Linked DNA regions of Homo sapiens: region 1 is linked to region 2. Evidence: read pairs that join two places in POLR2A ChIA-PET (ENCODE). Cell type or tissue: OCI-LY7. All regions are shown on one strand. Each heading gives the region's core, and the rest is flanking DNA. Links, peaks and the distances in the headings are about the cores only. Region 1 holds the start of RAB5C (RAB5C, member RAS oncogene family). Region 2 overlaps G6PC1 (glucose-6-phosphatase catalytic subunit 1).

Region 1 (16,704 bases), core at 4,946-9,945, 760 kb after region 2:
CTATCTCTAGGAAGGGCAGAGGCACCAGCCAATCTACTTGGCACCACATTCACACCACCAGGGGCCCCAGGGTTGAGGAAGAAACTTAATTAGTCACTATGGGCCTATTATACCCCCTTCTCTCCCCTGCACCCCAGTCACAGCCATGTATGCACACAGTATGTGGGAAGGACAGAGTCCTGGCTTTGGCCCACCTCCAGCCTTGGAAAGGTGGGCCTAGGGGACTACCCATCCCTCCTGTATAAGGAACTGTTCCAGAACTGGGTATGGCAAGGGGGCTGGGGGAAGAGCTTGTCACCAGCCAGAACCTGCTAGGAATCCCACTCTGCCCCATCCCCTCTGTCCTCCCAACAAGCCCTCTCTTCCCTCTTCCTTTTCACTTCTCATGAACACTGGCGCGGAAGTGGGGATTGTGTGTTATGGGTGTAAGAAAGAGAGACGCCCTGATGACCAGATGGAACTAGATGTGGGCACAGTTTTGTGGCAGGTTGTCCAAGACAGGTAAATTCTCCAGCTGAGGCTCCAGGATATGCCTGGTGTTGGCGTTATAGGCACAATGGCCACAGCTGTCTCCGGTGAGCTTTGATTCCACACAGGTTTTCAGTAGTGTCCCTTGAGGATGAGATGCAAAAGAAGAGGAGGTACTGGTTTGTGTTGAGAGGTAAGGGTGGGAGGAATCAGGAGCGGGCCCAGTCCATATTGAGAGGAGCAGAAAAAACAAATATTCCTGATCCATAGAGGGGGAGAGTGCAGAGTGGGGGTGGTTCTAGTCTTTATTTACGGATGGAGAGGGCCGAGGCAGAGGTTGTCCAGCTCTGTATTCCGCGTCAGAGAGAAGAGCTGACCCTGGCTAGGAGCAGGGGAAGGCAGAGGCAGAGATGGTCTTTGTGCCGGCCCCCGCACACACCAAGTAGGAGGTGGTGGCAGAAGCTCTCCCTTTGATCTCACCCAGCATCCTGCAGAGAACTCTTCCTGCAGCGCTTTCCTCACCTTCCCAATCACAGACGCCCCTGGCAATCGGGCGGACAGTGCAGACAAGGGCTTCTCCAGATCAGCGAGTTCACAGGACTGAGGCCTCGCGTGCATATTCATTCGCACCACGTTTTTTCTTTCCCAATTCTGCACACACAATCCTCTGCCTTCTTCCAACGCTCCACCACCCGCCTTCCCTCGGGGCGTCCGGAACCGGCGGTGACGCGGATGGCAGGGTTAGCCTTAAAAAGTTCCCGGCCGTAGGCTGGGCGCGGTGGCTCAGGCCTGTAATCTCAGCACTTTGAGAGGCCGAAGAGGGCGGATCACCTGAGGTCAGGAGTTCGAGACCAGCCTGGCCAACATGGCGAAACCCCCGTCTCTACTAAAAAATACAAAAATTAGTCGGGCGTGGTGGTGCGTGCCTATAATCCAGCTCCTCGGGAGGCTGAGGCAGGAGAATCGCTTGAACCCGGGAGGCAGAGGTTGCAGTGAGATCGCACCACTGCACTCCAGCCTGGGCGACAGAGTAAGACTCCGTCTCAAAAAAAAAAAAAAAGTTCCGGCCGGGCTCCGCCTCGCAGTCAGCCGGCTCCACCCTAAGCCCAAGTCCCAGGCAGCCACTGACTCCTCCCAGCGCTGCGAACTACAAGTCCCGCGATCCCTCGCGCGCTCCCTACCGCCACTCCCGCGTTCCTACCGGCGCCGCTGGGTAGGTCGGCCAAGAGTGCCTCCCATTGGTCTCCGCACTGTCAATCACCTGGGAGTATTGAGGGGCGGGGCGGAGGTGGAGATCCGGATCCGGAGCGGCTGAAAGGCGGAAGTGGAGGCCGGAGCCTGGGACACCGCCGGCGGGGAGAGAAGCGGATCCCGTCCGAGCCCCGGCCCCAAGTAACGCCGCCGCCCCGGAGCCGCCGTGAGTATGCTTGTCCCAGGACCTGGTGTCTCGCCTGCGTTGAAGCATCTCCAGGGCAGCCCTTCCTCCCGCCCAGCCCCAGTTTAGGGGGATACTGACCCCTCCCCCGACCCGTAGCCCCCTCTTGAGGGGCTCCCCAGGCGTCGGGCCATAGGAGGTGGGGAGCTTCTTTCCTTAGCTTACCTGCCTTTGGTGAGCCTTAAGGAAACCGCTATGACTGTCCTCTGGCCTGTCCATTCTAGTTGTGGGAGAGAGGTACCCTAAGTTCCGCTCCCCCTGCTTCCAGAATCGGAGGATCTTTGCTAGGTGTGAAGGAACCTGTCCCTCTTCTCTTTTAGAAGTGACAGGGAGTGCTGTCTGTCGCCGTTTTCCTTCCTCCTGTCCCACAAAACCAGTTGTCCCCTCTAGCCCTAGAGGAATATCTCGATTTCCTTTGGGGGAGGGGGGTCGTCTGGGTGAGACCGTTCCACACGCACAGAAGTGTGTGTGCGCTCCCGCAACTCCTTACTTCCTCTCTTTCCTCAAGCCAGAGAACCAACCAGGACCTCAGCTGAGTTTAAAGTCACTTACTAGAAATGAGCTGTTTTCCTGTTTTGCCCCTTCTGTCTCCCAGCCCTGTCCTCTAGTTATGTTGTTCTTTGAGTGTCTCTCTCTTTCTGCCTCTGAAGAATTTAGCTGAGGTTTGCTCAATCCTAGCTACAGATCACAGATCAGGGTGGATGTGCCCATTCATTATCTTCTTTCCCCTCCCCCCTTGCTCCAGGCTCAGCTCTGTCCTCCCAGAGCACGTGAGTGGTTTCCCAGCCGCCTCAAAGGGACTGCTTTTCTTGGGACTGCTGTCCGTGTGTCTATAGGGAGGAGAATAAGACCCAAAATGAGGAGTCTGGAATTGAAGGGCCATCTCTTTCCCACTCCCAAACACACACACATACACCTCCCTGAGCAACAGGTCCACACCACGCCAGGGTCTGTCTGCAATCCCTTCAGGGCTTGGACTTATTACTGAGGACTAAGTCAAGATCACAATGGCAGTTCTGGATTTTTAATTGTAGCCTGAGGAATTCCGATACATGCCAGAAAGTGCAGGTTCCCTCAACCATATTGACTGATCCTTGTCTGTTGCTTGGGGCTTAGGTGTGTGAAATAGCTGCTGTCTCAGACCAAGCTTTGTTATGTGGCCAAAGTACAGGCCGGAGACTGTACCTTAACGAGGAGTAGCCTGGCTCTGAGGCCATGACTGACCCTTGCTATCTACAGTGGAGGAAGGGACGGAAAGCCGTGCAGTTTGTGGGAACTTCTGTAGCTCTTCAGTGTTCTGGGCTACCTTTACCACCCTCGCTTGCCACTTAAAAGTGCTGTGTTTTTTGGCCTTGAGGTGTGTTTGAGGGCTTCTGGACAGTGGCTAGTATCTGATTCCTACAGTCTTTTGAGTAGAGCTAGGATGTACTTTCTTCACTTTTTTGTTTGTTTGTTTTTGAGATGGAGTCTTGCTCTGTCGCCCAGGCTGGAGTGCAGTGGCGTGATCTTGGCTCACTGCAACCTCTGCCTCCTGGGTTCAAGCAGTTCTCTTGCCTCAGCCTCCTGAGTAGCTGGGATTAACAGGCGCCTGCCACCACACCCGGCTAATTTTTGTATTTTTAGTAGAGATGGGGTTTCGCCATGTTGGCCGGGCTGGTCTCGAACTCCTGACTTCAGGTGATCCACCCGCCTCAGCCTCCCAAAGTGCTGAGATTACAGGTGTGAACCACCGTGCCCGGCCTACTTATTTCACTTTTTATCGGACAACAGAAGAAGCCTTCCTTATTAGGGTCAACAGCTGGATCACAGGCTCTGTATCTGTGTGGGTTCCTTTGGGGTTCATTGGAGACTTCTTCAACCAACCTAGTTTCTCTGATCTGGTCAGCCTGGGCATCTGAGGGGCAGGGCCAGAGAGGCCTGACTGCTCACTGGCCATTGGTCTCTGACCAGACTTAGGTCTTCAGGAGTAGACCGCAGTTTGTCACTCTTCAGGAGTGCTGGGATGAGGCCGACCAGCCTTCTGAGGAGACCTTCTTTTCTTTGTCTGGACATGCTCTCCCAGCTCTGACTCTGAAACGACTTTTTTTTTTTTTTTGGAGACAGAGCCTTGTTTTGTCACCCAGGCTGGAGTGCAGTGGCACAATCTTGGCTCACTGCAGCCTCTGCCTCCCGAGATCAAGGGATTCTCCTGCCTCAGCCTCCTGAGTAGCTGAGATTACAGCCATGCACCACCACGCCCAGCTAATTTTTGTATTTTTAGTAGAGATGGGGTCTCACCATGTTGGCCAGGCTGGTCTCGAACTCCTGACCTCAGATGATCCACCCACCTCAGCCTCCCAAAGTGCTAGGATTACAGGCATGAGCCACTGCACCCAACCTGAAACGACTTTGAAGGGGAAGCTCTGCCATTTAGAGAGACGAGGCAGGCCCCAGTGCTTTGGGTCGTTATGCAGCCACTTCTGGCACCTAGAAATTATAGAGTCCAAGCAGAGGTCTGACTCTGCCTGGCAGAGAGAGCGATGGCTCCGTGTGCGACAGAACCCCTCCTTTCTGATGCTGTTCCTCCCCTGCCCTCTTGCCTCTCACAATTAGAGGGCTGTTAAACTGTAGAGGGACAGTAACACTAATTTTTAAAAATCATTTTAAGGTTGCAAAATTATTTTCATACATATTCCTCATAGGTGCCTTGGGAAATAGTGGGGCTTGTTTCCCCACTTTGTTTTTAATTTTTATTATTACTTTTTTTTTTTTGAGTAAGATAAGGCAAGTGTCCCTGCTTTAGAAGGGATGCAGAAGGAACTTAAGTAGTTTGCCTAAGATCGATCATACATTTAGAAAGTAGTAGAGCTGGGGCTTGGATTTGGGGTCAGATGTGACCTGATCTAACAGTGGGCCCTTCTTCGGCCTGGTTTGTTCGTTAAATGAATGAACATGCAGACTGAGTGCGCCACGGCACAAGGGCAGACTCTTAACTCTTTAGCCCTCCTCATCACTAGCGCTCCTCTGTTTTTTTGTCTTCCCCAGCGTCTACCCGACCTCCTGTCTTCTCTCTTGACCCCTTTCACCTCTGCCTCTGAGGACCAAAACAGTTAGGAGTCCCAAGTCAGTACTCTTCAGGGCCTGAGAGTTTGCTGACATCTACATGTCATTAATTTTTCTGGGAACCTGAAAGTCCTAATGGCTAGAAAATGAAAGTTAAAGTGAGTAAACTCAGGGGTCCCACTGGGCAGGGTTAAGGGGGAAGCAACAGAGCGGGCCTCTGGTTAGTCCTCTGTTTCTCCTGTGGTGCTGCCTGCTGCTTGCAAGTGGGAAGAATGTGGCTTGCCACCAGGAGCTCCTGTCACTAGAATTTACATGGAAACAGAGCAAGATCATACATTTAAATTCAGCCCCACCAAGCAAGTACTTCTTAGACCTTCTACTTCTTTTTTTTTTTTTGAGTCGGAGTCTCGCTCTGTCGCCTAGGCTGGAGTGCAGTGGTGCGATCTTGGCTCACTGCAAGCTCCGCCTCCCGGGTTCATGCCATTCTCCTACCTCAGCCTCCAGAGTAGTTGGGACTACAGGTGCCCACCACCACGTCCGGCTAATTGTTTTGTATTTTTAGTAGAGATGGGGTTCCGCCGTGTTAGCCAGGATGGTCTCGATCTCCTGACCTCGTGATCCGCCCACCCTGGCCTCCCAAAGTGCTGGGATTACAGGCGTGAGCCACTGCGCCTGGCCAGACCTTCTACTTCTAACCCTTGCCCAGTAAACAGGCAGTGTGGTCGGGTGGAAGGCACTAGAACTTCAGAGGCAGTTGGACCTGAGTTCTCATCCTGATTCCCCCACTTACCAGTTGTGTGACCCTGGGCTTGTTACTTGACCTCACTGAGCCTGTGTTTCTTCTGGTAAAATGGGGATGCTAAATACCTTGCAGAATTAGAAACAAAGAAAGGAGCTAGTCCAGTGCTGGCAGACTGGATGCCCACAAAATAGCAGTTGCCTCTGATGGGTAGGTAGGGGTTTGAAGGTTCTTTTTTTTTTTGAGGCAGTCTCATTCTCATTCTGTTGCCCAGGCTCACTGCAACCTCCGCCTCCTGTGTTCAAGCGATTCTCCTGCCTCAGCCTCCTGAGTAGCTGGGATTACAGGCACCTGCCATCATGCCCGGCTAATTTTTTTTTTTGGTATTTTTGTAGAGATGGGGTTTGACCATGTTGGCCAGGCTGGTCTCAAACTCCTGACCTCAGGTGAGGTGATCTGCCCGCCTCATCGGCCTCCCAGAGTGCTGGGATTACAAGCATGAGCCACCGTGTCTGGCTGATTTTTTTTTTTTTTTTTTTTTTTTTTTTTGAGATGGAGTTTCACTCTTGTCTCCCAGGCTGGAGTGCAATGGCGTGATCTTGGCTCACTGCAACCTCTGTCTCCCGGGCTCAAGCTATTCTCCTGCCTCAGCCTCCTGAGTAGCTGGGATTATAGGCGTGTGCCACCATGCCCAGCTAATTTTTGTACTTTTAGTAGAGACAGGGTTCCTCTATGTTGGCCAGGCTGGTCTCGATCTCCTGACCTCAGGTAATTGTGCCCAGCCTCAACACTGATTCTGATTCAACATGTGTACCAAATGTATGCTGGGGCTGGGCACAGTGGCTCATGCCTATAATCCTAGCACTTTGGGAGGATCGCTTGATCCCAGGAGTTCAAGACCAGCTTGGGGGCCAGGTGTGGTGGATCACGCCTATAATCCTAGCACTTTGGAAGGCTGAGGCTGGGAGATCACCTGAAGTCAGGAGTTCGAGACCAGCCTGGCCAACATGGTGAAACCCCATCTCTACTAAAAATACCAAAATTAGTCAGGCGTGGTGGCACATGCCTGTAATCCCAGCTACTTGGGAGGCTTAGGCAGGAACCTGGGAGGCAGTTCAACCTGGGAGGTGGACGTTGCAGTGAGCCGAGATTGCACCACTGCACTCCAGCCTGGGCAACAGACCAAGAGTCTATCTCAAAAAAAAAAAAAAAAAAAACCAGCCTGGGCAACATAATGAGACCCCATGTCTAAAACAAAAACAAAATGTCTGCTGGGATGCCTTGTACATTGCTTGATGGTTTCACAAATTGTCTCATTTTGTAGACATTGAACAGAATTGATGTGGGTTGTATTCCCATTTTACAGAAGAGAACGCTGTGCCACTTCAGTTTTACTTAGTTGTAAGCGTTTTAATATTAAAACAGTCCTGTAACTATTATAGATTAGAATGCAAAGTTTGCATGAATTGAAGCTAACACAGGAAACTTTAATTAATTAATTAATTTATTTATTTTTGAGACAGGGCCTCTCTCACCCAGGCTGGAGTGCAGTGGGACGATCATGGCTTACTTCCGCCTTGATCTTGTGGACCCAAGTGATCCTCCCACCTCAGCCTCCTGAGTAGCTGGGACTGTAGGCATGTACCACCATGCCCGGCTAGTTTTTGTATTTTTAGTAGAGACAGGGTTTTGCCATGTTGCCCAGGCTGGTCTCAGAACTCCTGGGCTCAAGTGATCCTCCTACTTTGGCCTCCCGAAGTGCTGGGATTACAGGCATGAGCCGCTGCACCTGGCCAAAGACAGTATTTTGCTTGTAGCCAGCTGCTTTGGGTTCAACTCCCAGATTTCTGGGAGTTTCCTCTCCCCTGACTTGAGTGAAGGGTACATATGTTGGGGCTGTTTGAGAAGCACTGCTTTAGGTAGAATTTATAAACTAGGATGTGCCAAAATCCAGGTAATCATGCTTGCAAAAACCTTGGCAGAGGAGAATCGGAATATTTTTGGCATCCTCTGCATTAATAGCTTGGTATTGTAAGAGATTACTTTTCCAATTAAATAGCCCCATCCTCTATGTATAAGAACAGTAATACAAATAAAAGCTAAACTTCTATTTTTGCCATGTGCCAGGCACTCTTGTGAGCCCTATGTGTTGACTCCTTTAATCCTCCGACAACCCCAGGAGGTAGGTTCTGTGTTTAATCCCCATGTTAGAGTGGGGGACTATGTAGTAATGGCAGAGATGGGGTGTGCTCTTATCGCTATTCAATACAGCCTCTCCTTGACCCATCTCTGGGCTAAATGCCTACTGTTCACTTTGCCTAGAAGGCTCTTCTGCACCTCACGTGCCTGGAAACTGTATCTCCCTACTTTTCTCTCAAAGCTCAGTTTGAATGCCACTTCCTCTGTGAAGCCTTCCCTTGCCCCAAATGGGCTGAGGGCTTGTCTCCTACATGGGCTGTCTTCTCAACTGCTATCTCATTGTTCCTTATTTGCCTCATTCTCTGGTGGGTGAGCCCTTTAGGGGCACAGATCGGGTCCTGTTTGATCTTTGTGTGTTTAGGACCTGGCATGGCACTCAGCATAGTAGGCTCCCTACTGAAGTTGTTAAAGGAGAGGGCAGACATTCAAACCTGCCCTTAAAGCAAACACCAAACACCTGCCCACTTCTTTTTTTTTTTTTTTTTTTTTTTGAGATGGAGTCTTGACCTCTCACCCAGGCTGGAGTGCAATGGTACGATCTTGCTCACTGTAACCTCCGCCTCCTGGGTTCAAGTGATTCTCCTGCTTCAGCCTCCCTAGTACCTGGGATTACAGGTGTGTACCACCACGCCCATCTAGTTTTGTATTTTTAGTAGAGACGGATTTCACCATGTTGGCCAGGCTGATCTCAAACTCCTGACCTCATGATCTGCCTGCCTCAGCCTCCCAGTGCTGGGACTACAGGCATGAGCCACTGTGCCCAGCCTTGCCCACTTCTTTTTTTTTGTTTGTTTTTGAGACAGAGTTTTGCTCTTGTTGCCCAGGCTAGAGTGCAATGGCACAATCTCAGCTCACCACAACCTCCGCCTCCCGAGTTAAAGAGATTCTCCTGCCTCAGCTTCCCAAGTAGCAGGGATTACAGGCATGTGCCACCACGGCCGGCTAATTTTTTGTATTTTTATTAGAGATGGGGTTTCTCCATGTTGGTCAGGCTGGTCTCGAACTCCCAACCTCAGGTGATCCACCCGCCTCGGCCTCCCAAAGTGCTGGGATTACAGGTGTAAGCCACCATGCCTGGCCCTCGCCCACTTCTTTTAACACACACTTCCCTTCCTTTCTTCACACACTTTGGATGTCGTGAACCTATGATTCAAACTTAAATCCATCTGATCCCACAGCTTGAGCCATATCTTTGGTCCATCCCCCAGAAAGTTGCTCACAGACAAATGGGAGAGCAAACAGGTCAATAGGATCAATGTTACAGTACGGATGATGGGAAGCAAGTCACAAACTCAGTTTCCAGAAGTTAAGACTCTCCAAATCTCCATTTCTGGTGAAGGGTTTAATGGGACAATGAGGGCGCGGCCCTGACTAGCCACAGTCCGGCTGACTGGCTTCTGCCGTGTGTGTATCTGATGGCAGGACAGAACGACCGTGCTTCTGCAGTTGTGTGTGGTGAGGCAGCACCGACCCCAGACCAGTACTTAGCAAGGATCAGTGGAAGCAAATTTGACTCTGCCTGTGGATACTGTTCTGTATGTCTGCACAAGGCTCGTTCCTGAGTGAAGGTGGCTTAAAAAAGTGGTGGCAGCAGCTGTTCAGACCAGTGGTATGAGCAGCCCTCACATGTGTATTCCACAGATGGGGTCTTTAACATTCCCTGGTCCTGTGCCTGCAGTACTTGGATATCCTCTGCTCACCTTGAGGCTGGTCTTTCTTTCTTTCTCTCTCTCTCTCTCTCTCTCTCTCTTTCTTTCTTTCTTTCTTTCTGTTTCTTTCTTTCTTTCTGTCTTTCCTTCTTTCTTTCTTTCTTTCTTTCTTTTTCTTTCTTTCTTTCTTTTTCTGTCTTTCTTTCTGTCTTTCTGTCTTTCTTTCTGTCTTTCTTTCTTTCTTTCTTGACGAAGTCTTGCCTTGTCGCCCAGGCTGGAGTGCAGTGGTACGATCTCGGCTCACTGCAAGCTCCCGGGTTCATGCCATTCTCCTGCCTCAGCCTCTCGAGTAGCTGGGACTACAGGCTCCTGCCACCACGCTTGGCTAATTTTTTGTACTTTTAGTAGAGGCAGAGTTTCACCATGTTAACCAGGATGGTCTCCATCTCCTGACCTCGTGATCCGCCTACCTTGGCCTCCTTTTTTTTTTTTCTTTTGAAATGGAGTCTTGCTCTGTTTCCCAGGCTGGAGTGCAGTGATGCCATCTTGGCTCACTGCAACCTCCGTCTCCTGGGTTCAAGTGATTCTCCTGCCTCAGCCTCCCGAGTAGCTGGGACTACAGGCGTACGCCACCATGCCCAGCTAATTTTTATATTTTTAGTAGAGACGGGGTTTCGCCATGTTGGCCAGGATGGTCTTGATCTCTTGACTTTGTGGTCTGCCTGCCTTGGCCTCTGAAAGTGCTGGGATTACAGGTGTGAGCCACTGTGCCTGGGCAATTTTTGATTTTTTTGTAGAGACGGGGTCTCCCTATGTTGCCGAGGCTTAATAAACTTATTCTTTCAGAATACTTTTAGAAAAGTTACGCAGATAGTACAGAGTTTTCTCACAATCCCTCACACATAGTTTTCCCTGTTATTAACATCTTATGTTAGTACGTATTTTACATTAAAGTCCATCCTTTATTCAGATTTCCTTAGATTTTTACCTGATGTCCTTTTGCTGTTCCAGGATCCCATGTTACCTATATTCATTGTCTCTTTAGGCTCCTCTTGCTGTGCCAGTTTCTCAGACTTTTATTGTTTTTGATGACCTTGACAGTTTTGAGGAGTGCTGGGCAAGCATCTAAAGAGGATCTCGGCCAGGCGCGGTGACTCACGCCTGTAATCCCAGCACTTTGGGAGGCCGAGGTGGGTGGATCACTTGAAGTCAGGAGTTCGAGACCAGCCTGGCTAACATGGTGAAGCCTCATCTCTATTAAAAATACAAAAATTAGCCAGGCATGGTGGTACGCACCTGTAATCTCAGCTACTCAGGAGGCTGAGGCACAAGAATCGCTTGAACCAGGAGGCAGAGGTTGCAGTGAGCCAACATCGTGTCACTGTGCTCCAGCCTGGGCTGGAGACAGAATGAGACTCCGTCTCAAAAAAAATAATAAAAAATAAAGAGAATCTCTTCTCAACTGGGATTTGTCCAGTATTTTTCTCTTTTTAACAGAGTCTTGCTCTGTCAGCCAGGCTGGAGTGCAGTGGTGCAATCTCGGCTCAAGCCATTCTCCTCAGCCTCCCAAGTAGCTGGGACTACAGAAATGCACCACCACGCCTGGCTAATTTTTGTAGAGACAAGGTTTCACCATGATGTCCAGGCTGGTCTCAAACTCCTGAGCTCAAGCGATCTGCTCACCTCAGCTTCCCAAAGTGGTGGGATTACATGCGTGAGCTAACACGCCTGGCTGTGTCCAGTGTTTTTTTCATAAGTAGACTGTGCCAAGTTTTGGGAAGGAGGACCAGAGAGGTAAAGTGCTATTTTCATCACATCATGTCAAGGGTACATACAATCCACAAGCCTTTCCATGACTGATGTCAACCATGATCACTTGGCTGAGGTGATGTGTGTGAGGCTTCTCTGTAAAGTTGTTCTCCCCTTCCCCTTTCCATGCTGCATGCACCCTTTGGAAGAAAGTCACTGTGTAGCCCACACCTAAGGAACAGGGACTTATGTTCATGTTCCCCTTGTTGAGGGCGGAGTAGCTACATGAGTTACTAAATTATTTTTTCTTTTTCTGTTTTTTTTGAGATGGAGTCTCACTCCATCGCCCAGGCTGGAGTGCAGTGGCGCAATCTCGGCTCACTGCAAGCTCCGCCTCCCGGGTTCACGCCTTTCTCCTGCCTCAGTCTCCCGAGTAGCTGGGACTACAGGCCTATAGGCGCGCGCCACCACACCCGGCTAATTTTTTTGTATTTTTTTTAGTAGAGATGGGGTTTCTTTTTTTTTTTTTTTTTTTTTTTTTTTTTTTTTTTTTTTTTTTTTTTTTTTTTTTGAGACGGAGTCTGGCTCTGTCGCCCAGGCTGGATGCAGTGGGGCAATCTCGGCTCACTGCAAGCTCCGCCTCCCAGGTTCACGCCATTCTCCTGCCTCAGCCTCCTGCGTAGCTGGGACTACAGGCGCCCGCCACCACGCCCAGCTAATTTTTGTATTTTTAGTAGAGACAGGGTTTCACCTTGTTAGGCAGGATGGTCTCGATCTCCTGACCTCGTGATCCGCCCGCCTCAGCCTCCCAAAGTGCTGGGATTACAGGCGTGAGCCACCACGCCCACCCTGAGATGGGGTTTCACCATGTTAGCCAGGATGGTCTCAAGTTCCTGACCTCGTGATCCACCCGTTTCGGCCTCCCAAGGTGCTGGGGTTACAGGCGTGAGCCACCGCGCCCAGCTGAATTATTAAATTCTTCTATATGAGAGACTTGTCTATTTTCCCCCATTTATTTTTATTTATTTATTTATTTTTTGGAGATGAGTTTTGCTCTTGTTGCCCAGGCTGGAGTGCAGTGGTGCGATCTTGGCTCACTGCAACCTCCACCTCCGGGGTTCAAGCGATTCTCCTGCCTGAGCCTCCCGAGTAGCTGGGATTACAGGCACATGCCACCATGCCCGGCTAATTTTTGTATTATTAGTAGCTACGGGGTTTCACCATGTTGGCCAGGTTGGTCTCAAGCTCCAGGCCTCAGGTGATCCACCTGCCTCGGCCTCCCAAAGTGCTGGGATTACAGGCGTGAGCCACTGCGCCTGGCCTATTCTCCCCCATTTATTTGTTCAATTATTTATATCAGTATGGACTCCAGGATATTTATTTTACACTTTGGTTTATAATCCAGCGATAAGGCCGGGCACAGTGGCTCGCGTTTGTATTCCCAGCACTTGGGGAAGCCAAGATGGGCGGATCACCTGAGGCCAAGAGTTTGAGACCAGCCTAGCCAACATGGTGAAACCCTATCTCTACTAAAAATACAAAAGTTAGCTGGGTATGATGGTGCACGCTTGTAATCCTAGCTACTCTGGTGGCTGAGGCAGGAGAATGGTTTGAAGCAGGGAGGTGGTGGTTGCAGTGAGCAGAGATCCTGCCACTGCACCCCAGCCTGGGCAACAGAGTGAGACTTTGTCTCAAAAATAAATAAATAAATAATCCAATGTTACTTTGTTTTATTGCCCAAAATGTTTCAGCTTTGCCCATTGGTTGCTCTTTTAGCCTCCTTTGACCTGCCTAGTCATTGTGAGGATTTTTGTTTTTGGTTTTTGGTTACTTCTTTACATTTTGGCACTGCCAGATTTTTGGAGACAGACTCACTCTGTCCCCCAGGCTGGAGTGCAGCTGCACGATCTCAGCTCACTGCAGCCTCTGCCTCCCAGATTCATGCAATTCTTGTGCCTCAACCTCCTGAGTAGCTGGGATTACAGGTGCACGCTACCATGCCTGGCTAATTTTTGTATTTTTAGTAGCAACGAGGTTTCACCATGTTGGCCAGGCTGGTTTTGAACTCCTGACCTCAAGTGATCCACTTGCCTCAGCCTTCCAAAGTGCTAGGGTTACAGGCATGAGCCACCACTCCCGGCCCCAGGCTTACTTTGTGTATTTCGTGCCAGAGTTGTAGATTCAGCTGGCTCTCCAAGGCCACTGCCTTTTTAGCAAATGTTTTCTCTCAGGTATGTTGACATAGAGTGATGTGGATGCCTTGAGTTATTTCTTCTCTTGATGGTTAGTCATAGTTACTAGAGACTCTGGAGTTGGGAAAGGTAGAGGTGGACCTGGGAAATCTACCCCCTGAGAATCAACTGCAGTCCTGGGAGTTAATCCCAGTAGCTGGCTGTTGTTCTACTCACCCATTCATACTGCTCTTACCCCTGCCTGATGCTATGACTGATCCAAAAAATGGTCTGATTTGGTCTTTCCTTTGGAATTTACCTATGGAGGTGTGGGAAGATGAGGCATGTGTATATAATCGTTCTCTATTTCAGGTGCTAAGTTCTCCAGCTAAACCTTCCTGGACTCTGGGTCTTGTAAGAGATTCCACATGGTCCGGGCCAGTCAGTGTCTTTTGCTGCCCTTCCAAAATGGACTGCCCCCATGGGACGGTTTGTGGCTGTTGGCGGGCTCAGGGTAGGCTGTCACTTTGTGCCGTGATCCTGAATCATTGAATAGCTGAAATCCTTCCATTGTACTGTCATCTCTCTGAAAATGTGTAACTTGAGCCCTGCTGGAAACACTAACTTGGGATCTTAACAGGAGTTGGTTTACAAGCCTTTTGCCTTCTATTCATAGCTCCATGTATGTCCCCTTCAGGTGGCTGTCAGAGGCATCCCAGGCATGGAGGAGGGCGTGGGTGGCCTCTCTAACCCTGGCTGCTCTCCTAGACATCAGATTGCTCTCTGAGCTGCTCAGACAGCGTGGTGATGAATGACGCCAGTTTCCAAACCTCTAGCATTTGCAGCCTGGTTTTTAAAAGGAACTCTGCTTTCTTTGTCAGCTGCTCTATTCCTGTCCCCTAGCCCTCTCAACAACTGAACTGCTTCTTCCCTTTCCTGAAAGAGGCTTTGAGATGGAAGGAAGGGCATTTGGGCTTTAAGATGCTTTGTGGGCTGGGCGCGGTGGCTCATGCCTGTAATCTCAGTACTTTGGGAGGCCAAGGCGGGGGGATTGCTTGAGCGCAGGAGTTTGAGATCAGCCTGGGCAACATGATGAAACCCCATCTCTACCAAAAAAAAACCCAAGATGCTTTGTGTTAATGGGGCTTTTTTTTTTTTTTTAAGAGGTTATGGTTTGCATGGTTGGGGCCTTCACCCCATGCAGATTTATTGGATGGTAATGGTTTCTCCCCTCCATTTTTGTGGTTTTGGGAGCTAGTCTCTGGAGGATACAAGATTGGGGTTGTTGACAGGACACTGAGTATCTTCTAGGAAACTGAGGAAAGACGTCCTCTTCAGCATTCTCTCCAAATGAGAGGTGCTGAAGAATGGAGTCCCGGGAAACTGGAGGTAAGAGGAATGTGTGAATGTTGTCTGACAGATGAAGTGAGGAGTCCGGCTCCTTCACAGGGAAGTGAAGGCGCAGGGGCTCCCCTGCTACAGAACATGTACTGAATGCTTCCCGATGCCAGGCCCTTTGCTGAGAGTCTCACATGCATCATCTTCCTGGCAGTCCTGGAGACGGGTGGTACTGGTCTCTCCATTTTACGTGTGAGGAAATGGGTTCAGTGACAACACCAGGCCACCCTAGTAAGTGGTGCCTCCAGAACTTGAACTGAAGTTCAAGTTGTCTGACTCCAGCACTTGTGCTCTTAAGCTCTGTGCAGTAGGGATGGAGGAAGTCCTCCCTGGGGAAGTGAGGCAGCTCCTCAGCTGCTCTGTGGCTCTGTTAGGGGACCCGAGCCGTCTGGCAGATGAATGCAGATTTAAGCCCTCAACTTCCCCCGTTCACTTGCCAAGTGTAAGCGGGCGGTACCTCTCACATGCACAGTTCACCGTATCTGTGCTCACCTACTATGGGTCAGGCTTGCTGTTATGTGCTGTTAACACAAAGGAAACCCATTGTCCAGCCTTTGAGAATTTTGTAATGTGGTTGTTTTCATCTGCAACAGTGCCTTTAATTTCTCTTGCTTTCTCTCTCACAACCCTCAGTCCCCCAAGTTCTCCAGCCCCTTGCCACCTACACTAGTCTTATGAACATTTGGGGCCATGGAAGCAGAAGTGTGATTCGCTCATTGAATCTTGTTTAGACCTATTCATTGCTTGATTTCTTCACTGGGCACCACTCTACAGTTTGTTCAGCAAAAATTAAGAAAGATGGCAGACACAGTGGCTCATGCCTGTAATCGCAGCACTTTGGGAGGCTGAAGCAGGTGGATCACTTGAGCCCAGGAGTCTGAGATCAGCCTGGGCAACATGGTGAAACCCCATCTCTACAAAAAATAGAAAAATTAGCTGGGCATGGTGGCATGCGCCCGTAGTCCCAGCTACTTGGGAGGCTGAGGTAGGAGGATTGCTTGAGCCCAGGAAGTCAAGGTAGCGGTAAGCTATGATTGCGTCACTGCAATCCAACCTGGGCAGCAGAGCAAGACCCTGTCTCAAAAATGTATATAGAAAAAAGAGCTGGGTGTGGTGGCTCATGCCTGTAATCCCAACACTTTGGGAGGCTGAGGCAGGCGGATCACCTGAGGTTAGGAGTTCGAGACCAGCCTGGCCAACATGGCGAAACCTCATCTCTACTAAAAATACAAAAATACAAGCTGGGTATGGTGGTGCACACCTGGAATCCCAGCTACTCAGGAGGCTGAAGCACGAGAATCGCTTGAACCCAGGAGGTGGAGGTGGTAGTGAGCCCAGATTGTGCCACTGCACTCCAGCCTGGGCGACAGAGCGAGACTCCATCTCAAAAAAAAAAAAAAAAAAAAAAAAAATATATATATATATATATATATATATATATATTCTAAAATATTGTTCTTTGGTGCCCAGGCTTCTGAGAATAGCCATCGTCCCTCAGGTCTCCCACTGAGAACTTTGACTTTTTTCTTGTTGGTTGCATAGCCGCTGACCACGGTGTGTGTGGTGTCTGAACAGGAGGCATTTGGATTGCTATTTCTCTTTTCTCCCACTTTCCTCTCAAACTTGACCTCTGCTCTCTGTTTAGGAGCTGAAGGCAAAACAAAGGGGCAGTGATTTAAACTGGCTTTCTTTTGTTTTCTGTTATTTGTAAGGGCGGGAAGGGTTTTGGAGAGGTGTCCGCTGGTGTGAGTGGCTGGATGAACAGGTGCTGCTTCTGATCCTGACTTTCAGCAGAGGTTTCTGGAGTCTTTCTGGGCCTAGGGAAGCAGCAGAAGTGGCAGCTGTCCTGGCTGG
Region 2 (6,761 bases), core at 1-5,000:
AGTAAGTCTTCAGGGGAAAATCCAGAACAACCCAACTTCTAGCAACAGGTCTTTCTCAATAGCTTCATTAGCTTTTCAAAAACATTACCCAATATGATTAGGATTGTAAAAGAGGACCACCTGAGCTGACAGCACCTCTGGCCTCAAAATGGGCTGGCAGAAGACCATTCAAAGATAAAATGGGCTGTTCCAGTGGGAGTGAGCTCCCTACTTGTGAGAGTATTCAAGTAGAGAGAGGAGGACCTCCTGGCGGGAAACTTGCATATGGTGTACGTGATATGGCACCTCCATCTGAAAGAGTCTGTGCTGAGGGCAGGCTGGAGTCACACATGGGAATAAGCCAGGCGACCCTCCAATCTGCCATCCGTGATTTAATTCCACGACGGCAGAATGGATGGCATGTCACTTGCTCCAAATACCAGTGCCCATTGCTTCAAATAGTAGTCCTCCTCAATCCCTGGCATGGTTGTTGACTTTAAACACCGAAGACTCCACATCTCTTACAACGACTTCTTGTGCGGCTGGCCCAGGACCTGGGCGAGGCAGTAGGGGATGACACTGACGGATGCCAGGGGCACTACCGCACTCTTGCAGAAGGACAAGACGTAGAAGACCAGCTCGACTTGGGATGGGGGTTTCAAGGAGTCAAAGACGTGCAGGAGGACGAGGGAGGCTACAATAGAGCTGAGGCGGAATGGGAGCCACTTGCTGAGTTTCCCCTTGCAGCTCTCCCTGTACATGCTGGAGTTGAGAGCCAGCCCCAGGCCAAAGAGCGTGCCCAGGTTCTTGAGGAGGCTGGCAAAGGGTGTGGTGTCAATGTGGACCCATTCTGGCTGCTCGCACCACCTCTGGGCTTTCTCCAGAGTCCACAGGAGGTCTACACCCAGTCCCTTGAGCAGCAGATAAAATCCGATGGCGAAGCTGAACAGGAAGAAGGTAATGAGAAAATATTTCTTGAGGCTGGCATTATAGATGCTGTGGATGTGGCTGAAAGTTTCTGCAACAGCAATGCCTGAGTGGAAGAAAGCATGACTGTGAGAGATAGGAAGGATTTGGGACCTTTGCTAGAGGTGGGTTTGGAGGAGTGGGTGACATGCCATCCGTTCTGCGACTGTGGAATTAAATCACAGATGGCAGATGGGAGGGTCGCCTGGCTTATTCCCATGTGTGACTCCAGCCTGCCCTCAATATAGACTCTTTCAGATGGAGGTGCCATATCACGTACAATCTCCCACCGTATGCAAATTTCCTACCAGGAGGTCCTCCTATCTCTACTTGAAATACCCTCAGAGGTAGGGAGCTCACCCCCACTATAACAGTCCATTTTATCTTTGAACGGAATTGATTGCTGAATAGTTCTTCCTTGTCTGTGTGAAACTGGTCCCCCTCTAATACTGTCTATTTTTCTCAGTTCTTTCTGCAGGAGTTAGTAAGTGATGAATCTAGTCCCTCTGTCACACATTTGAACACAGTTATTCTCTCTAACCTAAACATTCCCAGGTTTTTCATGTGATATGGCTTCCAGGTTCTTCCTCAAACATGGAACCCAGTACTAAATGCTGTGTTACTTTTGTGATTACCATGAAACCATTATCTCCCTTGTTCTCAACATTCTTCTTTGAATGCTGCTATGTTCCGTTCTTACAAATCTCCAGGGGAGAAATTCCACAGTTTTGTTAAGGTCTTATATTCCAGTGCCTCCCACAAAATCTTTCTTATGCTTAACTTAAATCTTGTCTTACCCTTGTTAATTGGATCTAAGAAAACACATATTCAGGCAGGGTGCGGTGGCTCACCCTTGTAATCCCAGCGCTTTGGGAGGCCGAGGCGGGCGGATCACGAGGTCAGGAGATCAAGACCACGGTGAAACCCCGTCTCTGCTAAAAATACAAAAAATTAGCCGGGCATGGTGGCGGGCGCCTGTAGTCCCAGCTACTCGGAGAGGCTGAGGCAGGAGAATGGCGTGAACCCAGGAGGTGGAGCTTGCAGTGAGCCGAGATCGCACCACTGCACTCTAGCCTGGGTCACAGAGCGAGACTCCATCTCAAAAAAAAAAAACAAAAAAAAACATATTCAAAACTCTGAACCTATAAAAGAGATCAACTGCAGTTATCTATTAGGTTTGCAAATGAATGTATTTAAATGAACAGCTTTCCTAGGACATCGTGTTAATTTGTTAAATTTGGCAGATTCCCTGAAAAGTAAATTAGGGCCTGTTGAAGACCAGTAAGAAATAAAGATTGTAAAAAGCTCTGAGATTTCAAGCTAATTCAATTTGGTGCGTTAATTTGATGTATGGTAACTTCTACACAATTCATTCTATAGATCTGGGCACTCTTATAGAAATTAATCATTTCAAGTTGCTCATTCTTGACTTTCAACCCACAGAAATGCTAACAGTACTGATTACACACAGGATGTGGCTGGAATGCTGGGATTTTGTCCTGATTAGGGAGAGAAACGGAATGGGGTTTGGGGGAGAAGGAAGGGAGTCAGATCAGCCCATACCTGACAGGACTCCAGCAACAACTTGATGAGGAAAATGAGCAGCAAGGTAGATTCGTGACAGACAGACATTCAGCTGCACAGCCCAGAATCCCAACCACAAAATGACATTCAAGCACCTGCAACAGAAGAGGCAACCATAACAGAACACAGGTGCAGATCCTTCAGCAAAGAAAACAGCCCCTGCAGAAATGTTGGAGCCTGGCAAACTTAGGTGCTCTCAGTGGAATTTTTGTAAATTAAAGCCAGTACTCAAAAGTCCAAAGATGCCTGTTGGGGGCTGGGTGCAGCGGCTCAGACCTGTAATCCCAATACTTTGGGAGGCCGAGGTGAGAGGATCACTTGAGGCCAGGAGTTCAAGACTAGTCTGGGCAACATAGCAAGACCCCTGTCTCTTTAAAAAAGATCAAAATTGACCAGGCACGGTGGCTTATGCTTGTAATCCCAGCACTTTGGGAGGCCGAGGTGGGTGGATCACTTGAGGTCAGGAGTTTGAGACCAGCCTGATCAACAGGTGAAACCCCATCTCTACTAAAAAAAAAATTACAAAATTAGCCAGGTGGGGTGGCTCACGCCTGTAATCCCAGCTATTTGAGAGGCTGAGGCAGGAGAATTGCTTGAACTCAGGAGGTGGAGGTTACAGTGAGCCGAGACTGCGCCACTGCACTCTAGCCTGGGCAACAAGAGCAAAACTCCGTCTCAAAAAAAAAAAAAAAAGGCCAGGCGCGGTGGCTCATGCCTGCAATCCCAGCACTTTGGGAGGCTGAGGCGGATGGATCACTAGGTCAGGAGTTCAAGACCAGCCTGGCCAATATGGTGAAACCCCATCTCTACTAAAAATAAAAAAATTAGCCAGGTGTGGTGGCACGTGCCTGTAGTCCCAGCTACTCGGTAGGCTGAGGCAGAAGAATAGCTTGAACCCAGGAAGCGGAGGTTGCAGTGAGGCGAGATGGCGCCACTGCACTCCAGCCTGGGCAACAGAGCGAGATTCCGTCTCAAAAAAAAAAAAAAAATGCCTGTGGCAAGTGGTTAACCCTTGTGTATATGAATTTTAACTTCCCTATTTTATCTGTTTGATAATTAAGGATTTGCATGGCTGGCGCGGTGGCTCATGCCTGTAATCCCAATATTTTAGGAGGCTGAGGCAAGCCAATTGCTTGAGATCAAGACCAGCCTGAGCCTGGGCAACATAGCAGAACTCTGTCTCTACAAAAAGATACGAGAAATTAGCTGGGTGTGGTGTGTGGCCTGTGGTCCCAGCTACTCAGATGGCTGAGGTGGGAGGATCGCTTGAGCCTGGGAGGCAGAGGTTGCAGCGAGACATGATCGTGCCACTGCACTTCAGCCTGGATGACAGAGCGAGACTGCATCTCAAAAATAAAAATAAAAAGGATTTGCACTGTGGCTGCACACCCGGAATTCTCTGTAGTAGGAATATCTTCTGTTTCTCTGGTTATTTTAACCTGGATGGGTGACTCTGTGGTTGGTACAGACATGGGTTTTTATTTAAGCCCTGCTGCTACTTCACTACCTTATTTTTATAAGTCCCTTCATGGTGTTGGGCTTTGTTTCCTTATCTGTAAAACAACGGATTGCACTACTGGATCCCTTTCAGCCCAAACATTCCCTGACTCTGAGGTTTATCCCTATCCAAAGTGCCACAACTCTTAATCAGCGGCTGCCCAGGTGTGGGAGCGGGCTAGGGGGATGTGAGGAAGAATACGTGGTGTGTCAGCTACAGAGAGAGCTGCCTCCTGCCCTCCACCACCTACACCCCAGTGGTGAGTTCTTACCGAAATCTGTAGGTCGGCTTTATCTTTCCCTGAAAGATGGAAAGAGTAGATGTGACCATCACGTAGTATACACCTGCTGTGCCCATGGCATGGCCAGAGGGGCTCCCTAAAGGGCAGGAAAGAGAATGGAGTAAAGGTGAAAAGGTCCTCATCTGGGAGACAGTGCATCATCTACCCAGCCACCCAGCCATCCCCCTATCCACCCATCTACCCATTCATCCATCCATTCACCCCCCATCCATCCGTTCACCCCCCATCCATCCACCCATCTTACCATCCATTCGTTATCCATAATTCATTTATTTAACAAATTTCCATCTCCTATGCACCAAGCATTGTGCAAGGCTCTGGGAATACAATGATGAGCAAAGCCAGAGAGGGGCCCTGCTCTTGCAGTTTAATACAGTCTGGAGATTACACAAAGAATCAGCATACTGGGCGTACAATTACAAACTGATCTGCCCTCCACATCTTCTGTTCCTTCTCTCCTTGCACACTCTGTTCTGGCTACACTGGCCTCATTGCTTTCCTTTAAACACACCAAACACGTTCCCACCTCAGGGCTTTTGCATTGCAATCTTCTCTGGCCAGACAGCCCTTCACAGCTCTTCTGCCAGAAACTTACTTCCTCACATCCTTGAAGACTTGACTCAGATCTCATATTCTCAGTGAGTCCTACTCTGACCACGCTATTTAACCCTGCTTGCAACCGGTTCCGTTTTTTTATTTGTTTGTTTTTTGTTTTTTTAGAGACAGTGTCTTGCTTTGTCTCCTAGGCTGCAATGCAGTGCCATGATCATAGCTCACTGCAGCCTCGACCTCCTGGACTCAAGCAATCCTCCCACCTCAGCCCCCTGAGTAGCTGGGACCACAGGTGCACACCACCACACACAGCAAATTTTTTAAATGTGTTTTGTTTGTTTGTTTGATTGTTTTTGCCCAGGCTGGTTTTGAACTCTTGGGCTCAAGCAATCCTCCTACCCTTGGCCTCCCAAAGTGTTGGGATTATAGGTGTGAGCCACCATGGCCCGTCTGGTTCCCATCCCATTCTTAATTCCTCTACCCTGAGAGATAGAGGGTCCTGAGATGTGCCGCCCAGACCTCCCTCCTGAACTGCAGGACTTATTTCGTAGCTGTTGAGAGTGTGATGGTAGATGGCTTTCTGCTCTCAGCCTTCTCCTGGCATTGCCCTGGGCTAAAGAGAGTCGCCTTGATCAAGGTTACGCTCTCCCCAGGGTCTGATTCCCTTGTCCCAACTTGGACCAACTCTGAGGAGCCATCCCCAGCTTCAGAGCTCGCTGTGGGGTTGGATGAGGCAGAATCACAACCGGACCTCTCCTTCTGCCCTGTTCCTGTTCCTTCCCTTCTACAAGTATAGTTCCCCAGAGTATCTAAACTCCTGCACGTGAATCTCCATTTCAGCCTGCTTTCCAGGGAACCCCATAGATAAATAAAGGCTTTCTTCCCTCCCTCCCTTCCTCCTTCCCTTTCTTTCTCCCTTCCTTCCTCCCTCCCTTCTTCTTCCTTCTAACACTAACAATTATATACCTTGGGTAATTCATTTAAACTTTTTTTTTTTTTTCCTGACAGAATCTTTCTCTGTCACCAAGGCTGGAGTGCAGTGGTGTGATTTCAGCTCACTGCAACCTCTGCCTCCCGGGTTGAAGTGATTCTCCTGCCGCAGCCTCCTGGGTAGCTGGGATTACAGGCGCCCGCCACCATGCCTGGCTAAGTTTTTGTATTTTTTTATTAGTGACGAGGTTTCACCATGTTGGCCAGGCTGGTCTCAAACTCCTGACCTCAGGTGATCCACCTGCGTTGGCCTCCCAAAGTGCTAGGATTACAGGCGTGAGCCACCGCGCCCGGCCTACTTTCTGAGCCTTAGCTACTCTACCTAAGGAGCAGAGATAATAATTTGCTTCTATTAAGACAGAGGACTAAATAAAATAACCTCTTAAAGCCACTTTAAACTTTCCAGTCTGTGCCTCCATTAATTTCAGGGAGAAATTCATCCTTGATAACAAGCTGTTATGATGAAAGCAAACATATTTCTACAAAAGATGTTTGGTCCTTCTTTCCTTCTCCTTTCCTTTTCTTCTTCTTCTTCTTTTTTTTTTTTTTTGCCTATAAACAATCATTTTCTAGTATTATATGTGTGTGTGTGTGTGTGTGTGTGTGTGTGTGTATATATATATATATTTTTTTTTTTTTTTCAGATGGTGTCTCATTTTGTCGCCCAGGCTGGAGTGCAATGGCGCAATCTTGGCTCACCACCTCCCAGGTTCAAGCGATTCTCCTGCCTTAGCCTCCTGAGTAGCTCAGATTACAGGCATGCACCAGGACACCCAGCTAATTTTTGTATTTTTAGTAGAGACAGGGTTTTGCCATGTTGGCCAGGCTGGTCTTGAACTCCTCACCTCAGGTGATCCACCCGCCTCAGCCTCCCAAAGTGCTGGGATTACA

The links. ChIA-PET counts read pairs that join two places held together with the same protein. Peaks named below come from ENCODE experiments on the same cell type or tissue, not always from the same donor. Only the 100,000 strongest peaks of a DNase experiment are listed, where the experiment ranks them.
Region 1: POLR2A ChIA-PET joins it to region 2 with 11 read pairs; 2 of 35 experiments call an interaction of 5 or more read pairs at or near these places.

What each region holds. Positions count from the first base shown.
Region 1 is chr17:42,140,074-42,156,777 of GRCh38, reverse strand. RAB5C (RAB5C, member RAS oncogene family) reads left to right here and starts at 1,789. Exons shown (of 6, transcript NM_004583.4): 1 at 1,789-1,885. RAB5C-AS1 (RAB5C antisense RNA 1) reads right to left here and starts at 2,378. Exons shown (of 3, transcript NR_187282.1): 1 at 2,069-2,378; 2 at 1,670-1,779; 3 at 1-1,010. RefSeq lists enhancers at 1,521-1,630, 1,513-1,807, 1,717-2,337. In OCI-LY7, for the core only: no CTCF peak of the experiment used is centred there; no DNase peak of the experiment used is centred there.
Region 2 is chr17:42,905,166-42,911,926 of GRCh38, reverse strand. It overlaps G6PC1 (glucose-6-phosphatase catalytic subunit 1), which reads right to left. Exons shown (of 5, transcript NM_000151.4): 3 at 4,299-4,404; 4 at 2,509-2,624; 5 at 1-1,012. The coding sequence ends at 501. Among named protein-coding and RNA genes, the nearest start is that of G6PC1, 7.7 kb to the right of the region's middle. In OCI-LY7, for the core only: CTCF peaks have their summits at 3,169 and 3,564; DNase peaks (open chromatin) are centred at 2,616, 3,580, 4,236 and 4,932; H3K4me3 peaks cover 1,605 bases; H3K27ac peaks cover 2,933 bases.